Regions from separate parts of the Homo sapiens genome. Here region 1 is linked to region 2. The links are chromatin loops, found by intact Hi-C in ENCODE. Cell type or tissue: K562. All regions are shown on one strand.

Region 1 (2,500 bases), 760 kb before region 2:
TGCTCACAACATTGGCACACTTTAGCAGTCTCATGTTCTCATTGTTTTGTTGTTATTGGTCTTGTTTCTGTGACCAGCTCTTCTGCTCTATTAGAAATATTAGAAATATATTGTTGGCCAGGCACGGTGGCTCACGCCTGTAGTCCCAGCATTTTGGGAGGCCAAGGTGGGCGGATCACAACGTCAGGATTGAGACCATCCTGGCCAACATGGTGAAACCCCCGTCTCTACTAAAAATACAAAAATTAGCTGGTGGTGTGGTGGCACATGCCTGTAGTCCCAGCTACTTGGGAGGCTGAGGCAGGAGAATTGCTTGAACCTGGGAGGTGGAGGTTGCAGTGAGCTGAGATCGCGCCACTGCACTCCAGCCTTGCAACAGAGCGAGACTCAAAAATAAATATTTTTTTGGCTGGGAGTGGTGGCTCACACCTGTAATCCCAGCACTTTGGGAGGCCGAGAAGGTGGGCAGATCACCTGAGGTCAGGAGTTCGAGACCAGCCTGGCCAACATGGTGAAACTCCGTCTCTACTAAAAATACAAAAATTAGCTAGGTGTGGTGGCACGCGCCTGTAATCCCAGCTACTCAGGAAGCTGAAGCACGAAAATCTCCTGAACTCGGGAAGGCGGAGGTTGCAGACTTTAGTTCATTTTTGAATGGCAGATATAACTGTTGGTTGTTTTAATCATGGCACTTTTATGTGTCTAATATATTTGCCCAAATTTAAAAAAATTAAGAGAAAGAAATGTAGGCAACTGTCAGAATTAGTATATATCACGAACAAGTACTTGAAGGGATCTCTCAAGTGTATTCATTTTTAGCCATGATTAGTCATATAATACCATAAGTATATGTAGTTATATACCAAGGGAAGAAAGCTGACTCTTCCCAGTAAGTGATGGAACTGAGTACTTTTAAATGACATCTAGTTTTGTCCAATGAATAAGAGTTAATGCCTCTCTGACAGTGGCTCTGGATTTGGGCCTAATGACAGCATTTTTTAGAGGTAACCAGGTGACTCTGTTGTGCAGACAGGTTGAAAACTATACTGTTATGTGACATGATAATCGTTAAAAGACCAACACTGTAAGCCACAGCTAGAAATGTGTTCAGGAGCATAAAAAAATCAGGAAAGCATAGATTCTTTATACCAGAGCACTATCATTAGGTGGTGCTAAAAGTGCAGGAAAACCACATTAAGCTCTAAGTTTGGCCTGCCTCAGCCCACGTGTATATCATTTGTAGAAGGAAACAGAATACTGGGAAATAGCTGATAAGAGAAATTATAGCTAAAATACGTAGGGAATTATAGAAAGCAAATATGAAAAGGGAAAGAAAGCAGAAAAAGAACAAAGAAAACCACTTACAAGATGGAGTTTAAATCTGATGCTCTTCAGTGCCAGAATTGCCTGTTTTCAGAGTCATGCTTTTGTATATTAATAACACAGGTTCTCTAAGCATTTAGAAGTCTCTTATAGTTCTGAAAATTGAGAAAGGAAAAAAGTTTAAAGAGTCTAAAAAAATCAAGGTTGGGCGCATTGCCTCAGGCCTGTAATCCCAGCACTCTGGGAGGCCGAGGCGGGCGGATCACCTGAGGTCAGGAGTTCGAGACCAGCCTGGCCAACATGGTGAAACCTGTCTCTACCAAAACTACAAAAATTAGCTGGGCATGGTGGCACATGCCTGTAGTCCCAGCTACTCGGGAGACTATGGCAGGAGAATCACTTGAACCTGGAAGGTGGAGGTTGCAGTGAGCCAAGATCGCACCACTGTACTCCAGCCTGGGCAACAGAGCGAGACTCGTCTGAAAAAAAAAAAAAGAAAAAAGAATCTAAACAAATCAATATAAGTGATGGCAGCCAAGCGCAGTGGCTCACGCCTGTAATCCTAGCAGTTTGGGAGGCCGAGGTGGGTGGACCACGAGGTCAGGAGTTCAAGACCAGCCTAACATGGTGAAACCCTGTCTCTACTAAAAATACAAAAATTAGCTGGGCATGGTGGCATGCGCCTGTAATCCCAGCTACTCAGGAGTCTGAGGCAGGAGAATCACTTGAACCCGGGAGGCAGAGGTTGCAGTGAGCCGAGATGGTGCCACTGCACTCCAGCCTGGGCGACAGAGCGAGACTATGTCTCAAAAAAAAAAAAAGATGATGGCAAGCAAACTGATGCAAACTCTTAAAGAATACTGAGGCTAGGCTGGGCGTGGGGGCTCATGCCTGTAATCCCAGCACTTTGGGAGGCCGAGGTGGGTGGATCACGAGGTCAGGAGTTCAAGACCAGCCTGGCCAAGATGGTGAAACCCTGCACCTACTAAAAATAAAAAAAATTAGCCAGGCGTGATGGCAGGTGCCTGTAATCCCAGCTACTTGGGAGGCTGAGGCAGAGAATTGCTTGAACTTGGGAGGCGAAGGTTGCAGTGAGCCGAGATCACGCCACTGCACTCCAGCCTGTGCGACAGAATGAGACTGTCTCCAAAACAACAACAACAACAACAACGATAAT
Region 2 (2,500 bases):
ATAGCTACTTTTAGGTACTAAGTAATAACAACTCAGTCCATTGTATTTTAATAATTTATTTACATGTAATTTTCCCTTACCAGAATGTAAGATTTTAAGGCAGAGACAGTCATTCATTTCTGTATCTCCTGGAGCCAAGAAGAATGGATTGCAAATGCTCTCAACTAATACCTGTTGCTGGGGCATGGTGGCTTACACCTGTAATCACAGCAGTTTGGGAGGTCAAGGTGGGAGGATCACTTGACCTCAGGAGGTGGAGACCAGACTGGGCAACATGGTGGGACTCTGTCTCTAAAACAAGTTTAAAAATCAGCTAGACGGGCTGGCACACATCTGTAGTCCCATCTATGCGGGAGGTTGAGGCAGAAGGATAGCTTGAGCCAGGGAGGTTGGGTTTGCAGTAAGCTGGGATCACGCCACTGCACTGCAGCCTGGATGACAGAGTGAGACCCTGTCTCAAGAAAATAAAATCTGTTGAGTGGCCAGTTGAGCGAAGGGTGAATGTTAATAACAGCAGAATTGGAGAAAGTAGAATGGAGACAGAGGGCAGGTAGAGCTCATTGTAAAACTTTGGGGCCCTTGGGTTTGCACACATTTCAGTTCACGTTTTATATAATATTTTAATGTTTTCAGAGGTGGAAAACCTCATTAAAAAAACACCTATTACTTGCCTGGGACCAGTTGCTTAATGGAACTTAGGATGAAAACCTATTTGGCCACAATAGAAAGGAAACCTGTTTACAAGGAGGGCTTAGTTAGGTATTTATAATTTCCCTTTGCATCAAGGCTTCAGGGTCTTTTTCTTACCGTTTCCTTGCCTTAGACAATTCTTTTAATAGGCCTATACCCAGCTTTGTTATCTACAAAATAGGTTGTTTTGAGAGTTAATAAAATAAAACTTTGTACTTGGATCCTTTTGCTTGAAAGCCATTCTAAAAATGCAGCTGCTACCAAGTTTCAACAGTTACATTGGCAATAGCAGCCCCTGGTGGCACAGGAATTTATGTTATTGCTCACTCTGATATTTTGGAACGTGCTGTAGGCTCAGGCAGGCAGTAATATGTCCAGTGATATGTGGCAGAATATGCTATCCCAAAATATGCCACTTTGGCATAAGGATTATTTTGAGCTAAAGACACATTAAAAAAAATAGGTGCAAGAAGGGACTCTGATTCTTCCCCTTTTCTTCTTTAAAGCAGGAGATAAAACCCCCATATGGAAGATGTCCTCCCTTTACCAGAAGGAAGGCAACATTCTTATTGTCAAGGATGGGAAGTTGAGACTGAGAAAATTCTGTACAAACAGACCTTGTTAAAATAATTTTTATCTTCCTTTAGCCTCCCCACATAGTTTAGTTACTTTTCTGCCATTGCCTGTCTTTGTTCATCCTAATATAAAAGCATTTAAGTGTTCCCACTTTTGTGGGTCTTCATTTACTTATGAGGGCTTCCATGTCATACATTATATTAAATAATATAAACTTATATTAAATAAGTCTGTATGTCTTTCTCCTGTTAACCTGTCTTAATGTTAAGTTTAATTCTCGAGTCCAGCCAAAAAACCCTAAGAGGGCAGAGGTAAAATTTTGCCTCTTCTACACATACATTTGAGTAGGAGTTAAATAATGATAGCAATGTTTTTGGTTGTTCTTGTTGTTTTGTTTGTTTGTTTTTTTGAGGCAGAGTCTTGCTCTGTCGCCCAGGCTGGAGTACAGTGGCGTGATCCCAGCTCACTGCAACCTCAACCTCCCTGGCTCAAGCTATGCTGCCTCAGCCTCCTGCATAGTTGGGACTACAGACGTGTGCCACCCCACCCAGCTAATTTTTGTATTTTTAGTAGAGACAGGGTTTTACTGTGTTGGCTAGGCTGGTCTTGAACTTCTGATCTCAAGTGATCCGCCCACCTTGGTTTCCCAAAGTGCTGGGATCACAGGTGTGAGCCACCGCGCCCAGCCTGTATTTTCACTTGCTTCTAAAAGAGTAATGTATTTCTTGTGAAGGTTAATTAGAGCTGGGAGTACTCAGGAGTTCTTAGTCATGTTAAAAGAAAAACCAAACTCTGTAAAATTTTTTAGATATTTATTCAGGGCCAATGTGACTGATCACAGCCTGGGAAAGACACAAACCCAAGGAACTTTGAGTAAGTGGTCCTGAGGTGGTCAGATTACAATTTTATGCATTTCAGGGAGGCAGGAGTTACAGGCAAAGATGTAAGTCAACACATGGAAGGTGTACATTGGTTCGGTCCAAGAAGTCAGGATATGCTGAAGTGGGGACTTACAAGTTACAGGTGGATTCAGAGATTGTTTAATTTGCAATTGGTTAAAGTCATAAGGCTCTGTCTAAAACTTGGAGTCAGAAGAAAGAAATGTTGAAGATAAGGATGCTATGTCAGAGTTAGCCACAATATTTTGCGTCAAAATGACCTATTCAGCAAGACTGATGGCCTGCAGGCATGACTTAACTCTTGCCTTGCATGGCCTTAGGTCTTTCTATAATTT

The links. Peaks named below come from ENCODE experiments on the same cell type or tissue, not always from the same donor. Only the 100,000 strongest peaks of a DNase experiment are listed, where the experiment ranks them.
Region 1: a loop joins it to region 2, with 3 times the contacts of the local background. A loop is called at or near these places in 9 of 110 quality-filtered maps.

Annotation. Positions count from the first base shown.
Region 1 is chr2:61,134,498-61,136,997 of GRCh38, forward strand. LOC105374759 (a long non-coding RNA gene) reads right to left here. Exons shown (of 3, transcript XR_940137.1): 2 at 1,366-1,478. It also overlaps a transcript of SANBR not described here. Among named protein-coding and RNA genes, the nearest start is that of C2orf74-DT, 9.2 kb to the right of the region's middle. In K562, a CTCF peak has its summit at 1,160; a DNase peak (open chromatin) is centred at 1,204.
Region 2 is chr2:61,898,018-61,900,517 of GRCh38, forward strand. It overlaps a transcript of COMMD1 not described here. Among named protein-coding and RNA genes, the nearest start is that of COMMD1, 6.4 kb to the right of the region's middle. In K562, a CTCF peak has its summit at 987 (motif pointing left); no DNase peak of the experiment used is centred here.